Regions from separate parts of the Homo sapiens genome. Here region 1 is linked to region 2. A link is a contact called in ENCODE POLR2A ChIA-PET data. All regions are on one chromosome and are shown on one strand. The core of a region is the stretch at or near the end of the contact, and the rest is flanking DNA. Distances in the headings are between cores, read along the strand shown. Region 1 holds the start of MAT2B (methionine adenosyltransferase 2 non-catalytic beta subunit). Region 2 holds the start of GM2A (ganglioside GM2 activator).

Region 1 (7,340 bases), core at 4,809-7,308, about 12 Mb before region 2:
AAGCAGAAAACACAACTTAAAAATGTAATAAATAAAGTTAGAACAATGATTAATCAAACCATATAAAAAACTGTATCACTTAAGAAAAAGCTTTTGCCAGGCATGGTGGCCCATGCCTTTAATCCCAGCACTTTGCGAGGCCAAGGCAGGTGGATCACTTGAGCCCAGGAGTTCGAGACCAGCCTAGGCAACATGGTGAAAACCCGTCCTTCCAAAAAAAAAAAAAAAAAAAAAAAAGCAAAAATTAGCTGAGCTACAGGTGGTGCATGCCTGTAGTCCTAGCTACTTGGGAGGCTGGGGTGGGAGGATCACGAGCCTGGGAGGCCAAGGCTGTAATAAGCAGAGATCATGACATGCACTCCAGTCTGGGGGACAGAGTGAGACCCTGTTTCAAAAAAAAAATTTTTTTAATTAAAAAAGTTATAATAATCTTACCCAAGGAAAGGAACACAAGATGATATGCAAGGAATTATGTAGATTTATATTTCCTATGTTAACAGAAAATCCTATTTTTATGATTGATAATACCCAAATGAGTTAGTAAACAGCAACTTTTTTTATACTTTTGCTCCAAGTACCTAAATAGTAAATAACAACATTACATTCTTCAGTTTATAAGACTTTACAATTTGTCTTGCTTCTATAGATACGACTGAAGGTGCTCTTTGAGTCTCTAGAGAGAAACGTGTTTTAAGTTTACCTATTTTAAGGCCTGATTAGTATTTGCGTCAAATCTGCCAATATATTTACAAGCTGACATTTCTGGTCTTCAGATTTTAATCCCAAATGTTCTTTCAAGTCTCAATAATTTATCATATTTTGATGGACCCAAGGTAGAGAATTAATCAACATTTCAAAGGAATATACGAGGAGGAAAAAAAACTTGGTCCTTACAACACTTAAATGCTTTCTAAGTTTAACCAAATTGGTAAATGTTCCTTAGTTAACCCAAAATTTACCTACATAGAAGAGTTAAAATTGGCCAGGTGCAGTGGTTCATGCCTGTAATCGCAGCACTTTGGGAGGCCAAGCTGGGCAGATCACCTGAGGTCAGGAGTTCAAGACCAGCCTGGCCAACATGGTGAAACCCCATCTCTTCTAAAAATACAAAAAAATTAGCCAGGCGTGGTTGCAGGTGCCTGTAATCCCAGCTACTCGGGAGGCGAGGCGGGAGAATTGCTTGAACCCAGGAGGCGGAGGTTGCAATGAGCCAAGATGGCACCACTGCACTCCAGCCTGGGTAACAAGAGCAAGACTACATCTCAAAAAAAAAAAAAAAAAAGCTAAAACTAATAAACGCAAAGGATAAGAAAAAATATTTTAAGCTCATCTGTGTTGCTACTGTGAAACAAATAAATTATTACACACAGAAATGAAAAAGAACCACTATTTAGGAAAAAATTTAAATTCTATGTTTCCAAGCATAGTTCCAAAAATGTCCCTTCTTCCCAAGATGGGTAACACCAAGTTTCCAACCAGGATCTTGAATAAAGTCAACTTTTACTATTAAAAACAAACCAGTTATTTTAACTCAAGAGTTGTTATAATCACCTAATTCTGGGCTGTCAAAATCTTTAAATACATATACAATAACCAAAGACCTTTTAAAGCCCTTAGCTCAATTAAATTACTTAGCCGAATACATACATTTTTTTTTAAAAGACACCAAAATCAAGTATTTCTAGCAATCAAAAACGTAAAATGAAAAGACTAACAGGGAAAGATAGTATAAAGGTAAATTCTTAGGATTATTTTTCCTTAGTTCAACCAATTTCAAGACATTTTAAAAGTTGAAAGCAATTTCATTCAGGCTGTGTTGCAAAACTTGGCTCTAAACCAACTGATCTATGAAAACAAGGATTTCAGCCAACAAAATATTTTCTTTGAAATTTGGCAAGAAAACAGCTCTACAAAGATTGAACTGTAAAGAGGAGAAAACATGCCAAGTCTAGTACAGATACAGTCAGAGAAAACAATTTACACAGGATAAATACGGTAAAGATTCCTGAAAAAATACTCTAAAAGAGAGATAATTTGGTTTCTTCTGAGTTCCTCACTTTTTACTTCACTCTACGGAAGCAAAGGAACAGGTAACAGTTCCTAAGGTCAGTGGTTCTCGTGCTTCAGTGTGGATCAGAATCACCTGGAGGGCTTTTAGATCACAAAGGTCTGGGGTGGGGCTTGATAATTTGCATTCCCAACAAGTTCCAACAAGTGATGCTGATCATCGTGATTTGGAGACCGCACTTAGAGGACCAGTGTACTCTCGAACTCCAGGAAAGTTCAAAGCTTTCATAACAATCCGTTTCTCTTACACAAGGAAAACAAAAAGTGCCATCTACCTTTCTCAAAATGACAACAGTATCTTTCCCCCTTAAAAAAGAAAACTTGAAATAGAAGCCAAAGCATTATACAATCCACAAAAGTTACTAAACAATGAATTAAGATCTGTGTACTTCACTGACTCTGTGAAGTACAGTTTCATTTTAACATCTGTTAAATGAATTTAAAAAAAATCTTATGAATCGTCACAGTTTTGCAGTAGTTTTTGCTAACTTAATGCAACTTAAGAGCCCAGATGATCTTCTTTTAATTAAGAGCTTCTTGGAGTTGATGCAGTATTAAGTATAGAGAAGAACAAGGCTCTTTAGGGAATATAATACCTTAACGTAAAAAAGGAAGTGGAGTTGTATGAGAAAATGCAACTTTATATCCTTATACCCCTGGGTTACTATGTAAGGCCTCCAGTACGCCCGGCCTATAACATGTTAATTTTCAAATAAAATGTTGTGCAGTATCATTTCCATTTCAGTAAATGCTTGCACTTCAGATCGTCACTCTTAATAAAAATCTTGAGCACTGACACCTGACTGCTGGGTACTGTACACTGTTTCATATTTTTTTCTAGGTAATTTTAGGTAATCTAAGCTACTCGGGAGGCTGAGGCAGGAGAATCGCTCGAACCCAGGAGGCGGAGGTCGTAGTGAGCCGAGATCGCACAACTGCACTCCAGCCTGGGGGACACGAGCTAGACTTCATCTCAAAAAAACAAACAAACAAAAAAACCAAAAAAAAGAAAACTAACGTGTTATATAAGTATACAATCATAGCTGTTTTTGTTTTTTTAATAGCAGTTTGAGGCCGGGTGCCAGGGCTCACGCCTGTAATCCCAGCACTTTGGGAGGCCAAGGTGGACCAACCACTTGAGGTCAGGGGTTCAAAACCAGCCTGGCCAACATGGTGAAACGCTGTCTCTACCAAAAATAGAAAAACTAGTCGGGCATGGTGGTGGGCGCCTATAATCTCAGCTACTTGGGAGGCTGAGGCAGGAGAATCGCTTGAACCCTGGAGGCAGAGGTTGCAGTGAGCAGAGATTGAGCCACTGCACTTCAGACGGGGTGAAAGAGCAAGAGGAAAAAAAAGAAAACAAAAAAACCCAGCAGCTTGTTAGAAGAGATATTATTTCCAAAGAGAGTAACAAGAAGTCCAGTGTTAAATGTTTTGTCTATAGTAAAAGAGAAAAAGCTGGAACCAGAACCTGAGTCTTGCTTCTCTGGTCAAGTCAAATACACTGCATTTTGTCTCAATCCTGTGAACTAATATTTGGTTTCATGAATGATTAAAGTTTTATCTGTTCTGCCACAAATTGGTGTTTAGAAGTTATTCTATCTCTATTGATCTAATTCCTCATTGGTAAATGGGGAAGGCATTTAGACAAAATGACTAAGGCTCTTTCAGCTTTAAAGTTCTATATTTCTAACATTTTCCATATTATCCCTACCACGAGGAGTCCGAATAGTTTCGTTTACTTAAATAAGGTAACTTTTCCTCTGAATATGCATTACTCCGAAATTTAAAATATGCCAAACAAATATCTCTGTTTTTGAGCTTCTATATAAGCAATACTCTGCCTTTTACACTGTTTTGTTGAGGCTTTTTGGTTCGTTCTTTAGAAAAAGAAATATCCCTCTAAAAACTACTTTGGACCTGCACTCCATAAATTATTTTAGTTGTGCACAAGGAAGAAATGTCTAAACACTTTAAGAAAGTCAGAATGAAAGAATAAAATGCTATCTAGTTCACTCAAGGCACAATAAAGAGTTGATAATACTTTGCCTGAAGTCTACTTTTTCTCAATTTTTATTATATGGGGGAAAGTAGATCTAATATCAGTTTAAGTTACTCTAAACGTATCTGCCTCTTATTGTCTAAACTCTGAAGTACGGAATTCAATCACTCCAAGGGACCAGATTTATGGACACCAAAAAAACATTTCTTGAAAAATTAAGTACATATAAATAAATATTCTTATTATCGTATCTAATCGAATGATACCAAATTGTATAGGTAATGGGAGATACATGGCTCCTTCCAAATGGTCCAACACAGTACTCTGGGACAGTGATTTCTACTTTAGCACACCTGCATTAATGTCTACTAAAAATGTTCTAGAAAAGTAAAGAATGGAATACTATTAGTATGTGGTTTTCCCAAATTTCAGTGGTAAATACCTTGTCGTTTTTGGAAACTTTAAAACTTGGCACAGTTCCATGTTTAATTTTTTAATTCCCCAGAAACAGACCCTTAAGGTAAACATTACTGGGCTTTACTTTTTAAGATTCTCTGACTACTTAGGTGGGATTGGTCTAACTTCTACTGCGACGCTACTGTGCTCCACAGACAGTATTACTAACAACAACCACTCCAGGATGCTTCTCTAACGTTAACTATGAGACAGTTCTCGTTCTCATGAGTCAGTAAGCTTTAATTCTACAGGTTTTGAGAGCAGTAAGTCTGTGCCAAGCTCTTCGTTGTTTCATTTTTAATGAAGGAAAACACGAAAAGCTATTTTCATTTTTATACTGAACTTCTTTTTGTGAAAGTAGATTAAGCTTTATATGCACACGTACACATACAAATGCATACATATAAATGTAAACGTATGTAACATGCACTCAGCACGGTCTGGAGGACCTAGGAACATAGAGGTTTAATAGACCATTTATCCTAACTTTACCCTCAAAGAACCAAAGTGATTTGAAAACCCTAAGTAAATTTGGAAGCATGAAAACTTTGCAATAACAGAAACAGCCATCTCCTATATTCTCTACTCTCTCCAAAAGACATGGTCTGGGCATTAGTAGTGTTCTTATCCCCAGGGTTGGATATGTTCTGTGGACAGATTAATGCTGGAGGCCCTTAAGTGGAATGGAGCAGGATGGGACGGGGGCGAGGGGGGCACCAGAGATGGATCTTCCAATCATCACCATAATCTTCCTTCAGGGAAACTCCGTAGTGGTTCAAAGCCCAAGACAGTCACACAAACCTGTATCTGAATTCCAGGCTCCAACCTTACGGAATGAACCTGGGCCAATGTCTCACCCTCTATGCCCGTTTTCTCGTCTACAAAATGAGGCAATAACAAGTATCTCACAGTGGAGGATTAAAGTAATGCCCGTCAAGTGCATAACATAGTGCTGAGAACTTAAGAGTTCAATAAGTTGTCATCTCCAGCACTGTTATTTGTGAGAAGTCACCTTTTCCTGTTCTTTCTCAAACCTACGAACTTGTAAGATCGAGAAATACGAACCAAAGATGAATAAACGGGGAAAACCAAAATCAAAACAAACAATTCTGAAAAACCTCTTCGTCCTCAGGAGCAGAGACAGAACTCGAAAGTAAAACCTCCACCTACTTGCTTCCTGCCGCAGTGGCTGGAAGAAAAAAACACTGACCCGTGTGCGCTGAGATAAACAAACTCGGTGGCGCCCCCCTCGGATCCGGGGCTGGGAGGGTGGCGGTGAGACCACTCCCGGCCGGAGGCTCTGACCCGGGCGGAATACGCCTGCAAAGCCGCCCGAGCCCCGGTGGCTCGTCCCCCTCGGCGCCCCCGCTCCCACCGGAGACGCCCAGGCCGACTCCCTCACCTCCACCAGCCGACAGCTCCCGGGAACAAAGTGTATAGAGAGCTCTTTCTCCCGCCCCACCATGCCCGCCGTCTTCACGCCGCAGCCTCAGCGGCCGCCACCTCCTCCAACCCAGGATCGACGCGGGCCTCAGCTCAGACGCCCTCGGCCCGCCTCCCCTAGGCCCAGAACGACCCCGCTCGCCGCTTCCGGCTTCCGCTGCCATAGCCGCGCCCGTTGATTGGCCACGCTCCGCCGACGCCCCAGAAAGAGGGCGGGTACGCGCGGTCTGCCCCCAGCCCACGCGCCGATGCTTAAAGCGACACACAAAAGAAAGGCCCTGACCTTAGGCAGTGAATTCAGGTTTTGTTTCGGAGATTTTATTTGAGTGCTTTTTATTCTACTTTTTTTCCTTTTTTTCTTGACTCGGGAAAAGATTGAAGTGGATCGCCTTGAGTTTCAAGTTTGCAGACTGCGCAGTGCATGAGGATCGACTGAGCAATATAAAAAGTGGAATAAAAAGCATTTTAAAGTCATGGGGGCGGGGGCGGAGGTGGGTAGAGCATAATGGACACATCTCTAGAGCTCTAGGTGGGGGTTTTGAAAGATTTAGAAAAAGACAAGGAATAAAAATAAAAGGGTTGGCGTCTGAGCCATTTGTCTTCCTGGGATGCTTAAAAAAAGAAAAAACCTGTGTGTGAGATATCAAAAATGTAAAACTATTTTTAACTAATTAAAAATAAAAAGTTGTAGGGGGAAGGAAGATGAACTACTTAGGTACCTCTTCAAAACGCAGATCCTTGGACTTTACCCATAATTACAGAACAAGAAACGAGCCCGGGGTCCGACTTCTTAATGGGTTTAACCAGAATCAAGCCCACTCTTTAAGAAACACCGCCTCGGGGATTGCAGGATTGGGCCACACGAGCCCAGCCTTGGTGAGCACCGAGAATTTAAGCAGCAGCGTGTAAGGCTGGGCGTTCTACCACCTTTTAAAAGTTAAGCAGCCCTAAGTGCTGATGCCGACTTATTTCCCTTCCAGTTAAAAACCGCAAAAAATCCTCAGCCAGGCTGGACGCCTGTGAAATTGATGCAGAAAGTAAACCCTGGCACAGGCCGTGTAGGATTTGCCAACTTTGCACCGAACAGTCCAAGGGTTCTTGTGTGCCCAGGATAGCAAGCTCTAAACGTCGTCCACAAACGTGACCACTGTCTGGATTTTCCTAGGGCCTTTCCCCGACTCCTAAACCTTTTTGGTTTATTTTCAAACTAAAGACTAAGCAGCCTTTTAAAGAAGTTTTCCACGTCAGAACACCATGACTTTCCTTCCTCCTCAACCCCCAACAAAAACTCATTTCCTTATTCGTGTAAACATAAAGTTTCTCTAGAACAGTAATCGAAGACAGCCTGAGGTTTCTTATGTTCCGATTTTTT
Region 2 (7,197 bases), core at 1,621-4,120:
CCCCCCACCCCCATCTTTATCTGGCCCAGGGACTCAAGGTCAGGGCTCTGAATCACATGAGCCCCAAGAAGATGTAGGTGCTGTGTGATTTTGAGTGACCTTTATAATGTCTCAGGGCCTCTTCAAAACTGCCAATCTAAGACCTAGTCTGAGATGGCATCCATACCCACAGCATATACAACAAGTTTGTAGGGTGAGCTAGCAGCCTCTAGCCAGACTCCACCTCATAGCGGCCAGCCCTGGAGCCAAGAGAAGCATTCTCAGCCAACATTCAGGAACAAGGTATAAATTCTCCAGGCAAATGAAGTCAAAAGGTCCACGTTCCTTCATTCAACAAGCAAAACAGACTTTCTGCCTCGGGGGCAGAGTGAGGCCAAGCCCACAGATTTATATGGCTTTATTTGTTTCTGATTTTAGAAATTTTCCATCAATGAATGCATTTCCCTTCACCGACAACTCCCCGAGATGCACGTTGGCACCATCACACCCATCTTACAGATGAGGAGAACAAGACTCAGGAAATCCATGGATTGAGACAGGGGAATGATCAGAAGCCAAGCCTCCCTGCTTTCAGTATCACCCGCTTTCCCCTACACAGCACTGTTCCTCACTCTCAAACACTTCCAAGATGGTAGAAGGGAGGGGATCAGGGTTGGACCTATCCCTTTGCTACCAGAAATGTGTGATGTCTTGACCACAGCTAGCAGCCAAGAGGCAATGGAATCGGGTTTTTGTTTTTGGGGTTTTTTTGTGAGATAGGGTCTCACTCTGTCACCCAGGCTGGAATGCAGTGGTGCAATCTCAGCTGTAGCCATGACCTCCCAGGTTCAGGCGTAGCTGGGCCTCTCACCTTAGCCTCTCAAGTAGCTGGGAATACTGGCGCACACCACCACGCCCAGCTAATTTTTGTATTTTTGCAGAGATGGGGCTTCACCATGTTGCCCAGGCTGGTCTTGAACTCCTGAGCTCAAGCAATCTGTCCACCTCAGCCTCCCAAAGTCCTGGGATTACAGGTGTGCACCACCGCACCTGGTCTTGGGTTTTTTTTAAATTGACAAACCATAGTTGTATACATTTATGGGGTACACTGCAATGTGAAATGTATTCTCTTAGTTGTTTTGAAATGCACACAGTTCCTGACTTACAATGGTTTGACATACCATTTTTCAACTTTACAATCGTGCCTAAGTGATAAATATTCAGTAGAAACTGTACTTTTAGTATCCATACTGTTTTTCACTTTCAGTACAGTCTTCAGTAAATCACATGAGACATTCAACACTTTATTATGAAATAGGCTTTGTGTTAGATGATATTGCCCAACTGTAGGCTAATGTAAATGTTCTGGGCATGTTTAAGGTAGGCTAGGCATGTTTAAGGTAGGCTAGGCTATGATTCTCAGGTTAGCTGTATTAAATGCATTTTCAACTTATGATGGGTTTATCAGAACATAACCTCATGGAAAGTTAAGGAGCTTCTGTATATAATACATTACTGACGATAGTCACCCTGGTGTGCAATAAATCTCAAAGCCTATTCCTTAGCAGAACTTGGTGGCCCACACCTGCAGTCCCAGCTACTCAGGAGACTGAGGTGGGAGGACTGCTTGAGCCCAGGAGTTTAAGGCTGCAGTGAGCTACAATCGCCCCACTGCACTCCAGCCTGGGTGACAGAGTGAGACCCCACCTCTACTCTCAACTTCTGTAAGTTCAACTTGGTTAGAATCCGCATATAAATGAGATAATAAAACAGAACTACCATATGAGCCATTATCCCACTTCTGGGTATATATCCAAAGGAACTGAAATCAACATTTCGAAGGGCTATCTGCACTCCCATATTCATTGCAGCATTACTCACAATAGCTAAGATATGGAAATAACCTAAGTGTCCATCAACAGACACTTGATGGATAAAGAAATTATCCATCAACAGACACTTGATGAAGAAATTATCCATCAAATTGAATGCATAAAGAAAATGTGGCATATATACACAACAGAATACTATTCAGCCTTTAAAAGGGGGAACATCTTGTCATTTGCAACAACATAGATTGAATCTGAAAGACATTGGGCTAGCTGCAATAAGCCAGGAACGAGGCTTTTTCAGGTGAAGGGATTACAGAACTTCCCTTTCCCAGGGATCTGCAGCACGGTGTGAATGAGAAGTGAAGGAAGAAGCGGTGTCAATGAGAAGTGAAGGAGGAAGCTTGGAGGGTACGGGGACTGTTGTCTCAGTGGCTCATAACCAAGGGCAGCGGGGTCACAGGCCTGGGTATTTGTCACCAGATGGGCAAATCTGGATCCTCTGGCCTGGAAAAGCTCTCAAACCCTCCCAACTCTCAGGAAGACCTCAGGGCATTCGAGCAGGGGAAGAGATGAGGCAGCAGGCCTTATCATGGGGGACATAAGGAGTGGGGGTCAGGAGTAAGGTGCAGGGTTAACAGGACTGAATCTCTGGGGGCAATGCCTTAGTTTTAAGGCTGTCTGCATTTTCACTCCGGCGCTTGGAGGGAGGGCAGGAGAGTGCAGACGTGAGATTAATCTCTCCAAAAAGGGCCTGGAGCAGAACAAGTCTTTAGAGGCCACCCTCATTGTACAGACCAGAATCCCATAATTAGTTACTTTGGAAGGCTCTAGTGCAGAGAACCAATTCTAGAGAACGGAGTGGCCACCCCCATATCTCAGCCAGACCCGCACACCCGTAGCTGGGCCAGGAGGCTGCAAACAGACTCTTAAAAGAGGGTGCACTCACCTTTTTCAGGTGGGCTTGCGCAGGGGCCGCGAGAAGCAAGCCCAGGGCGATCAGGAGGGGAGCCTGCATCAGGGACTGCATCGGGAAGGGTGGGTCAGGGCGGAGTTAACTGCAAGGTCTGTGGCGGCAGAGGTGCCTTTAAATGCCTTCCAGTATTGGTTACGCAAAGAAGCTGAGTCCAGTCACTGGCAGGTTCGCCCTGCCCCGTCCCGGCCAGAGACTTCCCGGCCGAGAATTGGACCGATTCCTCCCGGCTCCGCCCCCTCGCTCTTTTCATTGGAGCCTGTCTCTCTAGCGTAGGTGTCAAGGCCTTCCCTCTCTGGGGCGTAGGCGGAGTTGGAAGAGAAAGGGGCGGAACTGAGCGCGGCGGGGCTGAAGGCGGCTGGAACGGAAGGGAGCTTAGCACGAGGTTGGGGCGGGATCACGAGGGCGGGGCGGAGCTGCGCGCGCGGGAGGGGCGGGGGCGTGGCGCGAGGAGGGGCCGAGCGGAGTCGGGGGCGGGGCGGAGCAGAGCTCCTGGGAAGGGCGGGGCCGGGCAGGGGATGGGGCGGAGCTGTGGTTTGTGAACTCGTGCCGGGGCCGTCACCTTTGGAAGGACCTTTGGGAAACCGCGGATTCAGTGTTTTCATCCCCAAGTCCTTCCGGACAAAAATGTCAGACTCTCTGCCATGTTACGCTTCCCCATATGTGTGTCTTTTTTTTTTTTTTTTTTGCTTTGAGACGGACTCTCGCTCTGTCGCCCGAGCTGGAGTGCAGTGGCGCGATCTCGGCTCACTGCAACCTCTGCCTCCCAGGTTCAAGCGATTCTTCCGCCTCAGCCTCTCGACTAGCTGGGACTACAGGCACGCGCCACACGCCCAGCTAATTTTTGTGTTTTTAGTAGAAACGGGGTTTCACCGTGTTGTCCAGGACGGTCTTGATCTCTTGACTTCACGAATCCGTATCTTTTTAATAATTATAACCGTTATAAAAACTAACATTTAGTAACTGCTTGAAAGCATGCTAAGGACGCACAAGGGAATGCTTTTTTTTTTTCTTCCCCAATTTTAGCACTGAGGAAACTGATACACAGTGAGGTTAGCTCTGCCAAGGTCGCACAGCTAGGAAGGAATAGAGCAAGACTTCTTTTTAGACACCCCATCAGCCAAGATTTTGTCAGGTTAATATACTAGTTGGAGATTTGCTTTTAGAAAAAACAGGGATGTTGTTACCAATACCGCCAATTTACCACAGGATTGTAAACTACACAAGGGGTGGCATCATGATGCAGGCACTCATTTATACCCAGTGCCTGATGCATAATAGACAATCTGTTGAGTACATGAATGCATGTGTAGAATTTAAAACTCACCTGATCATCTTTTTTAAAGTAAACTTTTTATTTTGGTTTACAGAAAAGTTGCAAAAATACTACAAAGTTCTGTTCGTTTCCTCTATTGTTGATAAGACACCCGTGGCCTGGCCGGGGGTTCAGACTGCAGACCCAGAGCTTGTGCTTGTGCATAACTGGGGGGCACTGCCAGCGACAAGGAGGTGGCAAAAGAATAAAAAATTAAAAAATTTTTTTTAAATCTGAGGGCATGACATTGGTACACTATTATTAACTAAGCTCCATACTTTACATAATGATCCTCCCATTCTGATCAACTCTTCCCTTTCACCTAGCCCAACTGAGGTAGGAGAATAGAGTCTGCAGGCAGGGAACCTAAGGCCATTTCACGCTGACTTCCTAGAACTAAATCGAAAGGAAAACCCTAACTTTCCACACCTAAGTAACAAGAGGACCAGAGGCTACTCTCTTTACAACCCCCCACCTTTTCTGTGCAGCAGATGGGAAATTGAAAGTACATTTCGATTTCTATGCTACATTTCAGTTTATATGTTAAAATTGCATAGAAGTGCAACTTTGTAACTTCACTTCAGCCTGATTGGTTGCTTTCCACAACCAATCAGATGTTTGCACAGGAGCATGACCTTTGTAACTTCACTTCGGCCTCTGATTAACCAGTCAGACTGATTGCGGGCCACCACTTCATTTACATGAGGTGAGCACCAAGTGGCCAATGGGAAACCTCTAGGGGGTATTTGGACCCAAGAAGATTCTGTATCTGGGCCCTTGAGCTGCTGCTTGGCCCGCTCCCACACTGTTGAGTGTACTTTCATTTTTAATAAACCCTTGCTTTTGTTCTTTCATTGCTCCATTTTTCCCTTGCTTTTCTGTGTGTTTTCTCCAATTCTTTGTTCAAAAACGCCAAGAACCTAGACAACTTTCAGTCAAAACCCTCTACTGGTAACATATTTTGGCAAGCCAGCCAGGAGAGAAGGTAGGCCCAAAGCTTGGGATTTATTTTTCTCCATTTCCCTTTTAATGCAGGGGAATTTTTCTCTCCCTCTCTCTTTTCCTTTCCAACTCGGAACCCAACTCGGTGGACAGCGCCTAAGCACAGAGGAAATTGTAAGTTTCTGGCCAGGGCCACTCTCTGGTGAGACTGAAAGGCTTCCGTGTCGAAGCACTTGACCGCCACTGCCTGGTCACTGAGAAGTCTTTTTCCTTGTTTTCATTTTTCTGAGTCCTATTCCTTTTCTTTTTTTCTCTCTTTTTTCTGAGTTCTATTCCTTTTTGTTTTTTGTTGTTTTTTGTTTGTTTGTTTTTTGCTTTTTCAGTCTTTCACTGGTCGTTTCCTAGTAGCTCCTTGGTAATTGAGGGAAACTGGCCGGGGCCACTCTCCAGTGTTCTCTGAAGGCCAAAGAGTGAACAGGGACGGCTGCCCTGCCCAGAAGGGTGAAAGACTCTTTTCTGTCCTTTCTGATTATAGATCCCTACCTGTGTCTGGGTTGGCAGCAGCAGCAGCTCATCCAGGGCAAACTCACACGTTTCAGGTGACTTAAACCTTATGCTAAATTCTTCCCTTCCCTTCCCCCACTTGACTGGCTAAGGACAGAAAACCCACCTAGCTATGCAAAAAGGTTATATGAGTCAGAGGGTCCAGGCATGTCGTAGGTGGTCTGTGTGATGCATGGGGAGTGGGGGGAATTCATGAAAGGTAATCTATTATTGCCTAAATTGAGAGAGTTAAAGGGTTGCTTTGCCGGCTGCGGTGGCTCACGCCTGTAATCCCAGCACTTTGGGAGGCCGAGGCAGGCGGATCACGAGGTCAGGAGATTGAGACCATCCTGGCTAACACGGTGAAACGCCATCTCTACTAAATATACAAAAAATTAGCCAGGCATGGTGGTCGGCGCCTGTAGTCCCAGCTACTCGGAGGCTGAGGCAGGAGAATGGCATGAACCTGGGAGGCAGAGCTTGCAGCGAGCCGAGATCATGCCACTGCACTCCAGCCTGGGCAACAGAGCAAGACCCTGTCTCAAAAAAAAAAAAAAGTTGCTTTAAGTGGCATGGGAAAACCTTAAGGAAAGTTCACAGTAGGTCTTCAGTGGTGGAGGGAACCATTCCAAAGCAATGCCTGCACCTATCTAAGGTCAGAGACATCTAACAGGCTAAGTCAGGGCCCTAATGGGGAGATGCTCCCAGGGACCCCAGTCTGGGCCCAGAATTTTTCCAGGAGGATGCCTCAGGTAAAATTTGGGTCACCTGGTCAGTCCTCTTCTCTTTTCCAGACCACTGTGGGCAACTCTCTACCTATTCCACCTGATTCCCCGCTCGGCTACGTCCTCCACCATTGCGATCAATTTGACCCTGACAATCTAAAGAGAAAACATATAATTTTTTTCTGCAGTACTGTCTGGCTCCATTATGAGCTGCCCAGCCTGGAAAAAATGGGTAGTCAATGGTAGCCTTAATTATGACATCATCCTGCAATTAGACCTATTTTGCAAGAGACAGAGCACATGGTCAGAAATCTTGTACATGCAGACTTCCATGACGCTTTACCAAAACCTAACAATCTGTGAAACTCCCAGAACCCACCCCACAAAGGAAAGTTCTAAGGGAGAACTACATATTATAGATGACCCCCTCTTACAAGGGCCACCTGTCTCTCAGAGTGAACAGTGACCACCCCCATATAGCCCCTTGCAAGTGCTCCTGAGGCTCAACCCCAGGAGCAAACACCAGAGACCCTACTAAGTCCCCCTCACATTCGGAGGGGAACCCTGTATTCAGCTCTTCTTCCAGCCCTGCTACACCTTAGGGAAGTAGCAGGAGTTGAGGGGCCAGTCCTAGTGCAGGCCCCCTTCTCTATAACTAATATTCAACAATGTAAGGAAAAGCTAGGAAGCTGTTCTGAGAATCCTAGGAAATTTGCAGATGAGTTCCACACTTTGACCTTAGCCTTTGATCTCTCATGGAGAGATGGTCAATTCATTCTAGCAACCTGTTGGCACTCCCTCAGGAAAGGAACAAATCTTTGAGGCTGCCAGCAGGGAAGTGGATGAATTATCCACCTGAAACCCTCAGGGCAATTACCGAGGCCCAGACAC

Evidence for each region. ChIA-PET counts read pairs that join two places held with the same protein, here RNA polymerase II (POLR2A).
Region 1: POLR2A ChIA-PET joins it to region 2 with 17 read pairs in OCI-LY7. The contact joins the promoter of MAT2B here to the promoter of GM2A in region 2. POLR2A ChIA-PET finds 5 or more read pairs at or near these places in 2 of 52 experiments (OCI-LY7 and PC-9).

What each region holds. Positions count from the first base shown.
Region 1 is chr5:163,504,337-163,511,676 of GRCh38, reverse strand. It overlaps MAT2B (methionine adenosyltransferase 2 non-catalytic beta subunit), which reads right to left and starts at 6,058. Exons shown (of 7, transcript NM_013283.5): 1 at 5,928-6,058. The coding sequence starts at 5,990. RefSeq lists a silencer at 5,742-5,881 and enhancers at 6,052-6,171, 6,212-6,301, 5,519-6,325.
Region 2 is chr5:151,248,858-151,256,054 of GRCh38, reverse strand. GM2A (ganglioside GM2 activator) reads right to left here and starts at 2,870. Exons shown (of 4, transcript NM_000405.5): 1 at 2,758-2,870. The coding sequence starts at 2,838. LOC124901115 (a long non-coding RNA gene) reads left to right here and starts at 4,870. Exons shown (of 3, transcript XR_007059003.1): 1 at 4,870-5,081; 2 at 5,574-5,637; 3 at 6,376-7,197. RefSeq lists a silencer at 2,910-3,259.